Linked DNA regions of Mus musculus: region 1 is linked to region 2. A link is a loop called in an ENCODE intact Hi-C map of the cell type or tissue named here. Cell type or tissue: gastrocnemius. All regions are shown on one strand. Each heading gives the region's core, and the rest is flanking DNA. Links, peaks and the distances in the headings are about the cores only.

Region 1 (8,588 bases), core at 320-8,319, 69 kb before region 2:
TGGAGGCCGCCAGTCCTTGCCAGCCCTTTCTTCTTTCCCATTGGCCTGCCATCATTTTCTCTTCTCCAGCCCTCTCCTCTCCATCTTTACCCTCCCTCCTCCACTCCCTATCTATTCAGCATGAGAATGAAGTCAGAGACAGAAGACTCACCCTGGACTTTTTCTACCCTAAACTTTGATCTAAATAGAAGCATAGGAGGGAGATACAGCTCTGGAGCCCAACTTCAAGAACCAGAAAAAAAAATGGAAGCAGGTCGCAATGAGTCCACTGACACCTTCCTCGGGGTGAGCAGTGGTCAGAGCGCTGTACAAACACGAAGTTCTTCTTGTCAACAAGAAATACGACGCTCTGTGCCTTTACCCTGCTATCAATCACAGCAGCTCGGTGATTTCATCTCCTGATAAATAATTCCTCTGATGACATGGATGTCTTGCCTCCGGATCATAAAGTCAAGATTTAAGCATCCTGTGAAGTAGGAACACTGGGGGCTAATTAGAACCGTCTGGAACTGGTCTTTAGATCACCATCGAAGCAGCTGTGATTTAATGCCAAGTCCGAGAGGACGGACAAGCAACAGCGTTTGACTTCAGCTGACCTTCTGTGTCTCTCTCAGATCATCTGTCATCAAATGTCCACTGCACCAACTGGACTCCTGTGACATTTTATGAGTCAGAATGGCCCCAGGACTGCTTTCTGAGCTACCAAGACAGAGGAACAATGTTCCGAATCTTCCCTTGGCTTCTGTTAGCCTAGCTGCCTTGCCATGGCCTCTGTGAGTGTCCTTCCAGAACAAGATGAGGAACCCTTTCAAGATGTCTAATCTTGTCAACTTGATACACCTAGGAAGGGAAAGTCTCAACGGAGGAATAGTCTCCAATAGATTACCCTGTATACATATCTGTAGGGCTTTTTCCCAATTGCTAATTGATGCAGGAGGGCTGGACCCTCTATGGATGTGGGAGGCCTGGACTGTGTAAGAAAGGTAGCTGAACGTGACCTTGAGAAGACGCCAGTGCGCGGCATTCCTCCACAGTCTGTGCTTCAACTCCTGATTTGAATTCCTGTTCTGGCTTCCCTCGATGATCGATGGTGACCTGGAAATGTTAGCCAAACAAACCCTCTCCTCTCTAAGTGTTTTGGTCCGTGTTTATCACAGCAACAGAAGGGTGATGGGAACACCCTTCTATACTACCTGCCAGTGGCTGCTCCCCACAACACTGGTGCCCCTTGCCCACAGCTCTGTTACTGTAGGACTTACATGCCACTGTATTGGTGGATGTGGTTTTCTGCTCCATCAGCCTTTGACCCGAGGAGGGTGGAGGCCATACTTATACATTACATTCCCTACCTCCCTGCACACCGCTTACTATCTTTATGACTCTTGTTGATAACACATGTAATTTGAGGCACTATAAAATTCAACTCTGACAGACAGACCATAGCAGCTGTGACACTGCCACCCAACCCCACTGTCACAAGATAACTAGTCTATTTGATGCATAGCGTGCCAAAAATTTGCATATTAAAATATAAATTATTAATGTCAAAATGCTCCCTAAAGATTAAGTCATTGTCGGGGAGGCGGGGAGGGTATGGGGGACTTTTGGGATAGCATATGAAATGTAAATGAAGAAACTGCCTAATTAAAAAAAATAAAAATAAAAGTTCAATGATTTAAAAAAAAGATTAAATCATTGTCTACACGCTGTCTTGCAATTTGATTTTATTACTGAGCATCATAAGAGGGGTACACAGATTCTCAAGGAAGCTCATGTCTCTAGCTTGATTATTTTAATTTTTTGAGATTATAATATAGCATTTCTTCCTTCCCTTTCCTCTCTTCAAACCTTCCCATGTACCTCCTTCTGCCTGGTCTCTTTCAAAACTGTGACCTCTGTTTATTGTTATACACACACACACACACACACACACACACACACTCATACTCACACAAATATTATAAGTATACACAGTTATGTAGCCAAATTGTTAGGTGTGTGTGTGTCCTTCCGTAGGGAAGACCTTCTCGACTCTCCTCAGTTGCCTGTAGTTTTAGAGTGGAGGCCCCCAGAGCTTCCCATGTTCAACATTAGCATGTCTATCCACAGCATCTTTGTTCAGATCATGCTTAGCCAGTCATGTTGTCTACCTGGTTTTTAAGAGCCGTGCCTGAGTACTGCATTGTGAGAGAGTGCCTAGTTTGTGGACAGCTCTTCCGTGGACAGGTCTGTGGGCCACACAGGTGTTCCTTGCTCGGCAGTCTGTCACTGAGGGCTTGTGTGCACAGCTTTTTTCATAGCTTTGTGTGCCTCTGAGGAGACATTTTCAAGGATAAATTCTAGATTTGAATTGTTAGGTCCTTATAGCCCTCTTTCCTTCCTCTGCTGAACCGTGGCAGTTTCTACACCCAAGAGTCTCCCAGAAATAACTGCTGATTGCCCAAACAGGATTCTGTAAAGAGAAATGGCCCTGACAAGCCTATTCCTGGTTCCTGGTAAGGGAGCTTTTGAGGATGGGTCTCGCTGTTGAACTCAGTCCCTTTTGTAAAAACACAATACAGCAATACTTTCTTCCCACTGGGCTCAGAGGAAGGGTTACATCACATCGGTGTTTGTTCAATTTGCCAAATATTTCCTAAGCATATCCAGAATTAGAAACAATATCAGCAGTAATTTATGAGTTTTTTTATTTTTTTTAAAGTTGATAGTTCCAATGAAATAGCAGAGTCTTTTCTTAGTTTCACCTCACACTGTCTGCTGGGAAGTGCAGCTCTTTTTGGCCTGGGATTGTTGCTCTGTGCAGGTGTCCTGCTGAATACCCTGCAGCAGGGTACAGTCCAGTGCTTGGCACTGCCTGGCAGGCATGATCCCCAGGGTCCGGGGTGCATGCACACACCTCATTGCAAACCAGCATGAATTTGCGTCAAGGGTAATAGCCGTGGCTAGTGTCTTTATGAAGAGTTTGTGTGTATTGCTTTACTTCGTTCTTTTTTAAAGTCACAAACCATAGTAAAGGGAGACAAGAATCATCACTGACTGAAGATCAGAAGAAGGGCGATCCACCCAACAGCTCAGCAGATCCGCAAAAGGCAGATCTGCAACTCTCACTAGGACTGGTGAGTTGATGGCTTAAGACATTCAGACTAAAAGGCACGGCTGTGCTGAGTCACGTGAGCATCGTCCTCTTCCCTTTACCGCTGTGTAGACTCTCCTCTCCCCGGGGTCTATGTCCTCTCATTCTCCAAGTAAACAAAGAAGTTGCTGAAGAAATGAGAGGTGGCTGAGCCTGGTTCAGTGTCAGCCAGGGAGCGAAATGAAAGCTGCCGCTGACACCAGGACACGCCCATCCCAGCAGGACACGCCCATCCCAGCAGGACACACTTATCCACCAGTACGATCCTATCCCGCTAGCACATCTACTATGCACTAGGACACAGTTAATTCTCAGTTTATCTATTGCTGGCCTAATTCAGGGGTGTCAAATTATGAGACAAAGGAGAAGAGAGACTGCGAGCTGAGGCTGGACAAGAGGGAGAGAACAGTAAAGCCTAGACTTGGACGGGAAGCCGGCCCCGTCTCTCCCGCAGGCAAACAGATTTTCTCCCTAGCTTTGTATAAGGAGGGAGAATCAAGCTTCTTATACCGTCCTAAGCAAACAGGTCGGCTATAGTTGACAATTTCTGCCATGGTGTCTTGTCATTTTCCTCTATTAGAGTCACGAAGTTAGGGGTTTGTCCTCTCCGGGGAGCCCACAATGCCCTGCCCTGCCCCTCTTCCCTAAACCTATGTGTTTATGGCCCAGCCTCAACACCTCCCTGGCTAGCTCCTATTGATTTTCTTAGCAGTCTCTCTTAATATTCAATTCCATTTTTCACTGATCTTTGACATCTTTGATCTCCTTCCTCGGGGCTGGCTTCCCTGGTCTCCCGGGACTTCTGAAGCTGTAGACCATTCTCCTGCATTGGCCTTCAAGTGTACCATCCCTTCCACTCCCCAGCTTGCGATGAGCCTAGTTCCACGGCACCTGCGATGACTACCTATGGTCCGGGATTCCTGGACACTAACATCACAAGTAAACAACAGAAGGCATGAGAACAGAATTCAACACCTCGGTGGGCCTGGCACTCCCAGGAGACCTGCAAAGGAGCTGAGGTGGTAATGTTAGTTCTACCATGGATGCTTAGGGGTGGCAAAATTTTAAAACTATCTCTCATGGGGCACTCCTATGTTCTAAGGACTAGTCCCACCTGCAGCCTGTTGTTTAAAAAAAAAAAAAAAAAAAAAAACCCAAGCATTCAATTTTACCAATGAAGACTCAGAAGCTAGATGCTGGGGTGAAAGCCTGCTACCTCCGACAGGAAGAGGAAGCACCCAGCTGACCTTCCTACTCCACCGAGGGTCCCAGAAGGAAAAGGCTCCTCCTGCTTCTTAAATCCCCTTCAACTCAAAGCCCGGCCTTTCCATTTACCTATGTTCACTTCCTGTCAGCTGCTTGCTTGCCCCACCTCTTCACTTAGCGTTGAATTTATTAAGCTCTTGTATTGAAGGTGTATTCTAGGGCTGAACCACACCACTGCAAATTTTTTCCAGTGCAGATCAAATATCCTGCAACAGCAGCCTTCCTTCTTGAGGCCTCTGCTTGAATGACAATGGGGCATCTTCAACTTAGCAAGTGCACAGCCGAAGTGGCCTTTGTCCCTGTCCCCTTCGCTCCAGCTTCAGCATCTCAGGAAACAGCACGGGTGGTGCTCACAGACACGCCCATCATCATGCCTCATTCCCCTTTACTTGAGGTCATTGACACAACTCTACCTTCTCAGGGCTTCTCCCGCCCATTATTCCTCTGCACTTTCACTGCCATTGTCCCTTCAAACCACCATGACCTCAGGGCTAGTCTATTTATTCTTCTAGCCTCCCGAATGGCCTTCCTGATCCAGTTCTTACCCCCCCTCAGATCGGTTTTAACTTTTAGAGTGAGCATAGACGGACACCAGCTGCGGTGCAAACACTCCAGTGGATTCTCACTGCTCTTGAAGTTAAGTTGGCTTACAGAGGCCTGTGCAGTCCATAGTCTCCTTGCTCCCCATTCTGCTCCATCCTCTCCTTCCTCTAATTGCTCTGCCACCCTATCTTTCCCTGCCCTGGAGCCTTTGTCACTGTTGCTCATGAGCATCCCTAAAAGATGTTCTGTACCCACCCAGCTCCACCCAGAGGAGGCCTCCTCATCCTCTAATCTCAGCTCAAACACTACCTACTCAGAGGTGCTTCCTGACCCTCTGCAGTGACTTCTCATGATAGCCCACATTTCCCAGAGAGGATGAATATCAGTGGCACTTAACTTCTGTTTGCTGAATGACTACCACCCTCTGTTTCACTCCCACCTAAAACCACTAGTTGGGGAAGGGCAGAGGCTGCCAGGTATATTCCTACATCCTGAATATGAAATGTAAAAAGAAGTGCCCAAGGTAAATGTTCCGGACATAGTCCTGGATAGGCAGGTGGGGAAACGAACGGGGGAGGAAGAGAGAGGAGTGTAATCTAGGTTTATTTTGAACTTATTCCCCTTTATGCTTTGAACACAGGAAAGAATAAATTCTTTGATGACTTGAAAGGAATCTGTTGCTTTGGGGAAGAAGGGAGGGAGGGAGGGAGGGAGGGAGGGAGGGAGGGAGGGAGGGAGGGAGGGAGTGTGTGTGTGTGTGTGTGTGTGTGTGTGTGTGTAGTGTAGATTCGTTTTCTTTTTCATCCTTACTAAGGGAGAACCAGAAAAACCTAAGCTTAAACTAACAGATTAAAAACCTGGTTAAAATATAAAGACTGTGTAAGGAAAACTCTGTTAACTATGGCAAATTCACAATAGCTGGGATGACCAGGGAACTGAAGGCATTCTCTGGGGTTATTCACTGGCCACAGTGTGCGGATCTCCTTGTAACCCTTTCTTTCCTCTTTCCAGATGTTGTACATGACCCCTGAGGATATCAGAGTTGCAGATTCTTCGGGGCTATCAGTGTAGTCGACTGTAGGATCCACGTTCCTGGTGTGCCGCCACATCTGTCCAGTGAACATGGAGATAGCTGACCCAAAAATCTTTGCCACAGAGTTCTACACTGTAGGACTAGCCTGGCATTTCCTGGGCTCATGGCTCCTGCACTGCTACAACACCTGCCGTTCCTTGTGTTCTCCTGAAATATTAAGCAAAATTTTCCTAATACAGAGTTCCCACCCAAATTATTGTTGCAACCACCCCTTCTAGATCTTTGGTGGTGGAGACTTTTGCCTCTTGCAGTTCAGAGGGTAAGGTTTAGAGAAGTGTCTACAAGACATTTGGCTCAATGTGTGTGAACTGGACAAATAAGCTGAGAAATAACATTATTTGTTTGGTTTTCAAAATCCCCACTTACCTAGGAAAGTAACTTACTGATAGAGCGTTTGTCTAGCATGCATGAAACCCTGGATTCGGTTCCCAGCACCACGTCAGACTTGGTATAATGATACAAGCCTTGTCATCCAAGAACGTGGGTAGCAAGTTCAAGGCCAACCTGGCCTATGTGAGGACCTGATCCAATATTCCCACTACATGTGATCATGACATTAGAAGTGTGGCTTCTTACTTTACTTTTCTGCAGGTGCCTCCAGAAGTAGTGTCCTGAGATGTCCTAGTACAGGGAAAACTGTCTCCAAGACACAGCAGGCTGTGAATCACCTGTGCAGGAATCGTGGACGGTTGTTAAGATGCAAGTATCTGAACAGCATCATAAACCTAGGGAGAAATTAAACTGAATCCACCGGGGGTGGGGGTGGGGTTGCAAAGGATGAACACTCACAGGAAAAGCAAAAGACTGCGAGCTACGAGAGCCTTGTGGACACACTCAGCAGCATGTGTATGATCTGTGAAATGGGAACATTCCATCTGGCTACACAGCTTCTGCTATGACTTTAAAGATATGCAGAAAGCACTTCAGAAAACATGGCAGGGTCCAGCGTATGCTGTTTTATCTTTACTACCACTGGCGGTGCATATAAGATGCCAGCGTGTTGGTTGGTCTGCTGAACACATGCAGGACTAGTGCCTGTCTCTGTGCATGTTCCACTTCAACCCTGAACTGAAGGCCGCCAGCACACGAGCTCAGCTTCAGAAACTTCGAAGAGCATTGCCTCCGTCTCCTCCCAGTTCTTACGCAGGGCAGCAGACATCACATTTTCCTGGCCACTTTGTTCTGCTTGTTAGCAGGGAATATTCCGAAGTAGAAGGAGTGCAGTCCTGGGGCTGGAGGGATGGCTCAAAAGTTAGAAGCCCTGGGTTCGCTTCCAAAGCACCGAGTTCTATTCCCAGCACCTACATGGTAGCTCACAATCATCTCTGCCTCCAGTTTCAGGGGATCTCACCCTTCTCCTGGCTTCCACAGGCACTGCACACACAAGGGGCACAGGCATAAGGGAGACAAAATACCCGTGCTCATAAAATAAAAACAAATAAAATTTAAATACAAGAATTTTAACCCGGTCGATTTGTAGATGAAGGCAATTTGTAAACCCTCGACCCTGCATATTGGTGCTTTATTTCCAGTTTGTTCCCATGTGTGCCCACCACAGACCCACAAGACTTCTTCAAGTTTCCCAGTACTAGGCAACCACACCACTTCTGCTACTCGTGAGATCCAAGACAGTTTCGCCCTCAGAATCAGCGAGCCAAAGGACCCGCCTGCCATGTGATCATAAAATGGGAAATGGCCGGAAAATAAAATCCCTTAAGAACATTTAAAGGGCCTTAATGTGCTCTAAAATATGCCCTGTTTGCACAAGGAGAAACTCTGATGGGCCCTGAGGACTTGAGCAATTTCAAAAATGTTCTCTGGAGGAATCTGAAAGTCACTTGGGAAAAAGCAAAATATTTTCAATGACTGTCCCTGATGTTATGTGACAGCTCAGGCCTGTAGTCCTTCCTCATGTGACGGTGGACTTGACACCTAAAGCGCTGGCTGTCAGATGAACAAGAAAGTGATACCCCGGGTGGAAGAGGCAAGTGAAGCCAGATAAAGAGCTCTACTCAGAAGGCCCACCCAGGGAACTACATGAATGGGGCTGTAGAGGAGGAGTTTGTCACACCAGCCTTGGCAGGGGCAATCAAGATCAGCATGCCAGGAGCACGGCGGAGCGTGGTAAGCTGTAGAGGGAAGCCTTTGGAAATCACAGACAGCTCTACCAAAGGTAGATAAAGAGCTACAAGCCATCCAGCCATGCTGCAGCTGATGATGGAAAACAGGGACTAGGGAGATATCTTGGTGTCTTGGTTAGGGTTTTACTCCTGTGAACAGATACCATGACCAAGGCAACTCTTACAAGGACAACATTTAATTGGGCCTGGATTACAGGTTCAGAAGTTCAGTCCATTATCATCAATCGGGGAGCATGGCAGCATCCAGGTAGGCATGGTGCCAGAGGAGCTGAGAGCTCTACATCTTCATCTGAAGGCTGCTAGCAGAATACTGGCTTCCAGGTAGCTAGGATGAGGATCTGAAAACCCACACCCTCAGTAGCACACCTACTCCAACAAGGCCACACCTTCTAACAGTGCCACTTCCTGGGCC
Region 2 (8,588 bases), core at 233-8,232:
GTAAGCCAGTAGCCTTCTGCACTGTTTCTTTACCTGTAAAATGGGAACAGCAAAACGATTTACCTCATAGCGTTCTTGAAAAGATTAAAGAAGGTAAGGCATAAACTGTCTCACGTGAATGATAGTGCGTCAGTGCTCGGGTGTCCAAAGACAGCTTACAAAGTGTGTATTATCAGGTAATCCCAGAGTTCCAAGACTTGAAAACTCAATTACTAGACAGGAGGCCCACTTAATTCATGTTTATTTCACATTTGATCTGTAAACTTTTATTTAAAAAAAATCCACCGTCACGAGCAACAAGTGCTGACATTTAGTTTTTCTCTCGTGAAATCAGATCACAGGCCTTCCACAGTCTGCCTAAAATAAGTAGAAACCAGGTTGTAAACACGAAGTCTCCGCCTACCCCCTGACTTTGGCAATTCAGTAGTCACATGATCTCAGCCAGGACAGCAAGGGGAGGTAACACTTTGATACCCAAGAGCTCTTGGGGCTGGCTCCATACAGTGTGGCAGCCCATTTGTCTCCTCACACTGTTTACCTTGGCAAATTGTATCGGGTTGGTTTCTTCCACATAATTTCCCCTCCTGGGTGTCTAAAAACAGCAGCTAAAAGATTCCCCTTAGTCAGCACTTTCTGGGGGAGGGGGCGGCGCACAGACAAGATAGAAACATACACGCTCTTCTTCAAGCCCCAGAGGAGGGGAGAACGGAAGAAAAGTCAGTTCTAAAGTGAGTTACTGGGGCAAGCGGTGCCTCAGCAGATAATGGCTTTATACACGGGGCTGATGCAAGGCAGAGGCTTCATTTCCTTCTGCCTTGGTCCATCGCTGTAATATTTACATAGGAAAAGGCAATTATGCAGTTAGGCACAGGGGAAAATGAGCAGAAATCCCTTCCCTGTCAGGAAATGTCAAAGCAGGTCCGTGTCCAGGGGACAGTCACCAGTTACTGCTGAAAAGCACTGAGAGCAACTTAACACTAGAAAGGGGCTTGCATTGCAAAGGAGCGTGGTCTGGACCAGATAGCCCACTGTCTGACTGGAGGGCATCTCCACAGCCATGATTCCAATATGCATCAAGGCCGACACTGAAGAACCCAAAGTATGCTATCAAAAATAATGTATATTTACAGTGGGGAGAAGGGAGGGCAGGCAGGACCGCCCTGAATGATCTTTATTTATTTATTTAAGGAAGGGGGTGTGGAGGAGATAATTAGCCAGGACTAGAGGAAACCTTGGTTCATTAACCCTTTGGCAGCCATGCCCTCTCTAGTACTGTGCTTGCTCTGAAGAGCTTGGGAGAGTCAGACTTGGGGATATGACAATATCATCAGGAAACCATACTGATCAGGGGTAGCCCACCAGGAAACTGGCTGTGGGCTGGGAACAACCACAACAACCAGCAAAAGGGCTCATGTGTCCCTCTCAGCCAGAACTTTACACATTGTAACAAAAGGTCTCAAAGGCCACGGAGCTCCCTCCCAGCTGGGTAGGTCCGGGGTTTCAGAGTGCTAGGGGCTGCATGCGTAGACGCACCCCCTCGAAGCCCAGGGCCTGCGTCTGACCATTGTCTGCACGCAGGGCAAGGCCCATGCGCTCACACGATGCGTTTTCTGTCCCCACGGCAGAGGATCTTCTTGAAGGCGCGTCGGAAGTCGTGGTTGAAGATGGTGTAGATAACAGGGTTCAGCGAGCTGTTGCAGTAGCCGAACCAGAAGAAGAAGTTGAAGAGCTGGCTGGGCACCGGGCAGCCGACCGCTATGAGCGTGTAGGTGAAAAAGAACGGAAACCAACACACCACGAACACGCCGATCACCACCGCCAGCACGAACGTGAAGCGTTTCTCCCGGTTTTGCCTCCCGCGCCAGCGCGACGCTTTGGCGCCCCCGCCGCGCTCCTCTCCGTGCCCGGACCCCGAAGCCCCCGGCCCCGCGGCCCCGGGCCCGCGCCGCGGCAGACTGTCCCCCGGCTTCACCTGACTCGCCCGGGTCTTGCCCTTGGCTCGGGGGCCGCGGTCGGGTCTGCGGGGCCCCGGGGGCCGCTCGGCGTGCTCGGACGACGAACTCTCCTCTAGGTCCAGCGCATCCCCATCGCGGGGCCCGGCGGGCGCGGGCTCCCCCGGGGCACCGTTAAGCTGGGTGGGCAGCGGCTCCGCCTCAGCGCCCGTGGGACCCGCGCCGCGCTCCGGGCCCAGCCCGTTGGGCCTGCGATCGGCGCCCCCCGGCGGCGCGGAACAGGCGTCCGGACCCCGGCGGCTGGGAGGCACGCGGGTGCGACGCTTGGCGATCTGGTAAATACGCACGTAGACCAGGATCATGATGAGGCAAGGCGCGAAGAAGGAACCGATGGACGAGGAGATGACATACCACTTCTGGTCGTTGATCTTGCAGCTTGGCTCGGCCGGCTGCTGCCCGCCGCCAGCGCCCTTCTTCTCTATGGAGATGAGTGGCGGGAAGGAGATGACAGCCGAGATGACCCACACGGTGACAATGATGGCCTTGATGCGACGCGGCGTGCGCTTCAGGTTGTACTCGATGGCCTGCGTGATGGACCAGTAGCGGTCAAGGCTGATGGCGCACAGGTGCACTATGGACGACGTGCAAAAGAGCACGTCGAGAGCCAAATAGATCTCACACCACACCTTACCAAAGTACCAGTAACCCATAACCTCGTTGGCCAAAGAAAAGGGAATGACCAGCGTGGCCACCAGGATGTCCGCTGAGGCCAGGGACACCAGGAAGAGGTTTTGGGGAGCTTTGAGCGCGCGACTGGTGAACACCGCGATAATAACCAGCACGTTGCCAAATACTGTGAACAGCATGAGCAGGCCAGCCAGGCAAACCAGCGTCAGTGTCACCTGCAGGGAGTAAGGGGTGGCTCGGGTGCCGCCTCCGGGCGCTTCGGTCCCGTTCCAGCTGCTGTTGCCGGCATCCGGCTGCAGTGAGCCCATGGGCGCAAAGCTGCCCTCGGCCAGCGGCTGCTCCTGGCGGAACATGAACGCGGGTGCTGGTTCTCGTGGGCCTGCTGCCAGCTGCCTTCCGGCCCCGCGTCCGTGGGTCCTCCTCTTCCTCCGGTGCGGGGTTCGTCCCGCCGCGCCTCACATAAGGAAGAGGGCCGCAGGGAGCTCGGGCCCAAGCTGGGGACCGCTAGTGGTCCATGGACTGGAGCCCGCGAACTGGCACCGGTTCGTCCTTCCGACGCTCCGGGTGGGTGCTTTCTCTCTCCCAGCTCCTCAAACACAGCCAAGTTTTATTTCTAAGCGGCAGGATCGAGTAGGGCCAGCTGGTGGTTAGAGATTTTATTCTTCAAGAAAAGAGAAAAGAAATTATCGGTGGCCTGATGATTTGGAAAGATGTCAGAAATTTATACAAATGCATTTAGCTAGTCATCTATACCTTGATTCTTAAGCTGAGCGAAAGCATGAAGTCTTACCCCAAGAGGCAGCGGAGGGGTGTTGGTGTGGGCTCGGAGTCCTAGGTCTGTCTTCTTATACCCTCGAAGAGATTTCCAACTCCGTCGCTACCCTCCAGGCGGGGTGGCGAGGGCTGGGCCGGACCTCCGGCGAAGGCGCGGACTCTGCCTCCTCTAGGAGCCCCACGGGACTTCCAAAGTTGTGCGCTCTGCTGGGGCTGGGACTCTGTACACAGAGCTCGGGGGCGGCGGCGGTGGGGTGAAGGGTGTGGGGGCCGCATGAAGCCGCACCCCCACCACCACCACCTCGGTCCTCAGGGCCAAGCTAGGTGAGCGACCGGCTCTCCAGGAGCCGCGGCGGAGCCAAGGGTGGCTGCTAGCCGCGATCTGGGTGGGCGCTGAGCGCCACAGACCCGGCGGGGGTCGGAGGGCCGCGTGAGTTTTCGCAGGACCGCAGGACTTGGAGCTGGAGGCGCTGGGTGGCTGGGCGGTGTGCGCCGGCTGCTGGGCGTCTGCACGGAAGCGGGAGCCGAGGCTGCTCCGCCGCTCTACGCTGGACTGGTTTTATAGCCCCAGGATGAAGCCGGCGTTGCCGAGCAGCCGGCGTCAGCCCCCACGTGGGAAGTCGACCCTCCTCCGCCCCTCGCGCCTCCCCTCCTTAGGTCTAGAGCCCGCACCCGAGTCGGACCCGGGAGAGCGCTGCCTCTGGGACCCGGCTTTTGGAAAGACGGGTACAGGGAGCGAGGGGCAATAAGAGAGAGCCTAAGGAGTGGGGAGCGGCCCCTGCTGGGAGTTGGCCGTTCGGCTACTAGCTGGCCCAGGAGACAGTAGCAGGCGCCCAGCGGTACACCGATCTAGCTGGGTTTTAGCAGAAGAGGGTGCCAGGGTGCTGGGACCCGAATTAGGAGATGCAGAGTGGCATAAGAGTCGCTGGCGAGCAGCCCCGCCCCAGGTCAAGCGCAGGTGCTTCTGGTGACTGGGATGAAAGGGATCCCGGAGAGGTAAGCGTGTGCGGGTTCCTAAGGAACCACTGGAGCGGAATGGACCAGCATCCACGAGAGCAGACCAGGCCGGAGTTATCCATACTTAGGGAAGAGAAGGCCTCCTATCCTAGCAGCTGCCGGGACTCTCAAGGCCTGGACTCTGCACTGCGCCCCTTTGAAAGGCGGTGGGGAAGGGTCCTGGAGGGGTAGGCCCTGAGCCATGACAGAACGAGAGCGCACTGACACCTGCTGGCCGCTGGTCGTCACGGCTGGAAAGCGACTTAAGGGCTCCAGGCTCCTCTGGAGTCCTTTCCTCCATTTTTCTCCTATCTTGGGGGCAAGTTTGGACTAAGCTGGGGCGGCGGGGGTGGGGGGGGGGGAGGGGACACGGACAGATTTCAAACTGCACTATGTCATGATGCAGAAATCTTCAGGTTGTATAGATCTACCTCTGATGAGAGTAAGGCTCGGAACCTTCTACAGATGTGAGAGTCCTGGATCTTCCTCTCTGCTTGCCTGGCTTTAAACTACTGGGAACCGTTAAGCATTAGTTGAGGCACAGCTACTTTATGAAGAGCGCCATGACATTATAGGTAGATGTAAGCCTTACGCTGTTTTAATCAGTACCTACTGTGTGCACGAATTAAAGTATTACACTGAACTCCACAAATGTATAGGATTATTATGTGTTTGTCAAAAAGGGGTTTCTGATTATGGAAATAGAAAAGTTAACTATCCTGACTTGGTCATTACATACTGTGTGTAATATTGAATTAACATACAGTATCTTACACATCTGTACAATTAAACGTGAAAGAAAAACATCTTATTAGACTCTATCCCCACTTACATGGCCTTTTCTCCTACACCCCCAATACACAGATAAGTACACACATCTGCACAGCATCTGTCGGTGAGGGCAGGGTGCTAGCCAAGAAAGAAAGGGTGTTTTCTATGTTCTCTCTCTGGTGAGAAAGGTAGGAGCTTGGCAGTAGATGGCAAGGTTTCTAAGCACTCAGGCAGGAGTATCTGTCGCACCAGATACACTGTGCCATCCGAACTCTTTCTTCAGACGAGCAGCAGGAAGATCACGGAGAACCAGAGAGCACAGAATGTCAACAGGGTACACACGAGACCTAAGAAAGCATCTGTCATACTTCAGAGATCACTACACCTAAATGTCACACTCAGTCATCCAAGCCAGGGTCCAAGGTCCGAGCAGATCTGAGCCGATGTCTCCCTGGACATCAACGTGCAGGCTCGGGTCTGGCTGAGGACCGCGGGCTACATGAATGACCCTGACCATCAGTCTCAACCCCGACTACTCGCTCAGTATTTGATGGTGCGAGTGAGTACATCTCAGATGTCTCATTTGAATTCAGCACCTTTACCCTGCAACCCTTCCCTGGTGGACAGCCTCTGCTCCCACGCATCATGGTAAGAAGTCCTCAGAGTCTCAAGAAAACCAAGATGGCTGTCTGTCCCCTCTCTGTTGAGACTCTTATTCCCTGTCTTAACCCTCTGCTCCGAGCCTCTTGGCAGGAGCAGGGCCATTGCCAGTGTGTTCATTTGCAAAGGTGACTGAAAGTGGTGAGCAGGGACTGAATTATGTGAAGATTTTTGAAAAGCCAATGAAAGCTACGAAGAATGAGCTCAAGTTGAGAACTGCAGCCCTGAATCTCAGATATGCAGTTTTAGAATGGTACCACTGACCTCACGGGAGCTGAGGCAGAGCATACATTGGATGTTGTCATTGATGGCCTGAGGGAGATTTGCCTCTGGACTTACCCATGAAGGTCTATAGCTATTAGGAAAAAAATAAATAGCAAAATACCACTTCTTAGCACTGAACATAGGTCAGCCACAGTGCTAAGCAGTTTATAAGCTATACATTACTTTGTCTAAGCTTTTGCTTATATAATTGGGGAAATATAAGGTCAGCAAGGTTAAGTATACATTGCCAGCCATTTATTGGACCATGTTTCTTGAATGTAAGCCCAAGAAATTTTCCACCACCCCCCAGCAACTGGGAGGCTCTGTCTTCTGGACACTGGCAAAGGCCCATCCAGAGACTAAAGACAGATGTAGCTCAGAGCAGAGTGCCTACCCAGCATGGACAAAGCCTTGGCTTCAGTCCTCATTACCACTGCATAGGCTGAGCAGGACCATACACGGGAAATACAGGCATGGCGGTCACAAGTCATCCTGTTACATAACGACTTTGATCCTTTTGGGAGGAAGAAAGGGTGCTGGGAAGAGCCCCTCTATCCCACTTTCTCCTCCAACTGTGACTAATACAGCAGAGCACATAACGAGGTACGACGTGTACCTCGATCGGCTTCTGCTACAGCACTCTATGGGAGACTGAACATTTTTCATGCTCTCTCTCTGCTATAGAGCATGAAGAGATGAGAACCCCTTCCTCTCCTGGGTATCAGTATTAGCTTGAATAAATTGCTCTTCAGGCCTACCCACTCACATATGCTGGGCTCATCTTTTAATCCTTGAGCATCCCTGAAGAGGGATGCTTACAAATCACATTTCTCAAGGCAGAGATGTCTAGTTTTCATGAGGCCCTGGGCTCTACCTGCAACGTCACAAAATATTTCTGGGTCAGACTCCTTGAGAATACCAGTTTACTAGTATTAGAGTGGGGTCTTGGTACTTACATTTTAAACACACACACACACACACACACACACACACCTCTATAAATGTTCGTGAGATGAAATGAATTCCCCATCTGACTGAGCTGTCAACAAAACAGGCACACAAGCAGACAGCCAAGACGGCTAATACTTCAGCCCCAAGTCAGGATTCAGCTATGCTAACTAATCCATGGATATAGGTATAAGACTGCAATGGTTTGAATGAAAACCGCCCCCAAGGGTTCACAGGGAGTGACACTATTAGGTGTGGCCTTGTTGGAGGAAGTGTGTCACTGGGGGTGGGCTTTGAAGTTTCAGAAACTCAAGGTAGGCCACTCTCTCTTTAGATCTGGATGTAGAGCTCTCAACTACTTCTCCAGCACCAAGTCTGCCTGCACGCCGCCATGCTTCCTTCCATGACAACAATGGACTAAACTTCTGAACTGCAAGCCAGCCCCAGTTAAGCGTTTTCCTTTATAAGGGTTGCCATGGTCATAGTCTCTTTGCAGCAATAAAACTCCTAGACAAAGATCCTCTCATTCTTTTGTTGTTGTTGTTTTTCCCTAAAAGAAATATTTAAATCAACAGAGGTATTCTAATTGTGTCAACTAGATGATTGACAAAAAGTGAACACTGCTTAAGGCAAACAGTCTCAATGTGTCTTCAAGTTACAGCTGGTTCCAGTGTCAGACAAGACCCAAATGTGCCTTGGCATCTCGGCTACTGCTATAGCTTAAATACAAAGTGTTCCACGCAGGCTTTTGTGTTGACAGTTTGCTCCCGGGCTGGTAGCACTATTTTGAGAGGTTGTGGCAATGTAAAGAAGTGAGAGCCTTGGCTGAAGGCAGGAAGTCACTGGAGGCAATGCCTTTTGCTGCAGTTAGAAAGCAGCACGTCCTCCCACAGGCCCACGTGTTTGCCCATTTGGCCTCGGTTGACAGCAATGTTTAGGGAGTTGTGGATCCTTTAAGAGGCGGAGCTTCATTGCAGGAAGTGAGTCTTTAGGGAGGGAGGAGGGAGGAGTCACTAGAGGGAGACCCACACCTTCTCTGAGCTTTCACATAACTTCCCCATCATCCTGCGCTGATGCCTTTAGCATCCTGTGATTATTGCAAGTTGATAGGAGGCAGAAGGAAAGAGGCCTCTTCCAGGGGTGTTTCATAGAGCTGTCTTCATCTGCTCTCATGCCACACCGTGATGCCAGATCTCTGTGGCTTGTTCACAAGCTTCAACAATAAGCCCTGCCTCTGACCTTGTCTTTCCTGGCCTGGAAACTAGAGCCAGGTGGTTTCCTATCTGTGAAAGCCTCCAGCCAAGACCAGGAAGATATCAGTGGGTGCCAGGATCAACTCTACTCCAAGGATGCCAAGGAAGGTTGGGCTCTCTGCAAACTCTTGGCTGCAACCTTAGTCTACCTAACATGTTGTGCCTTGGCTAAAAGTGTGACCCTGAAGAGTTTGTGTGTGTACACACACAAAGCATAACGTTGCCTACCTCAGGTTCCTGGGACATTCCTCACAGATAAGTGCCTGCCCCACCCAACCACCTA

Evidence for each region. A loop is a pair of places that touch in the nucleus more often than their neighbours do. Peaks named below come from ENCODE experiments on the same cell type or tissue, not always from the same donor. Only the 100,000 strongest peaks of a DNase experiment are listed, where the experiment ranks them.
Region 1: it touches region 2 in a loop (2.4-fold over the local background); 2 of 42 quality-filtered maps call a loop at or near these places.

The regions. Positions count from the first base shown.
Region 1 is chr19:54,109,783-54,118,370 of GRCm38, reverse strand. No RefSeq gene overlaps it. Among named protein-coding and RNA genes, the nearest start is that of Gm41865, 41 kb to the left of the region's middle. In gastrocnemius, for the core only: no CTCF peak of the experiment used is centred there; a DNase peak (open chromatin) is centred at 3,363; H3K4me3 peaks cover 995 bases; H3K27ac peaks cover 367 bases.
Region 2 is chr19:54,040,619-54,049,206 of GRCm38, reverse strand. It overlaps Adra2a (adrenergic receptor, alpha 2a), which reads right to left and starts at 3,948. Exons shown (of 1, transcript NM_007417.5): 1 at 225-3,948. The coding sequence starts at 2,992. The coding sequence ends at 1,595. In gastrocnemius, for the core only: CTCF peaks have their summits at 2,233 (motif pointing left) and 4,619 (motif pointing left); DNase peaks (open chromatin) are centred at 3,010, 4,065, 4,608, 8,017 and 2 more places; H3K4me3 peaks cover 3,845 bases; H3K27ac peaks cover 980 bases.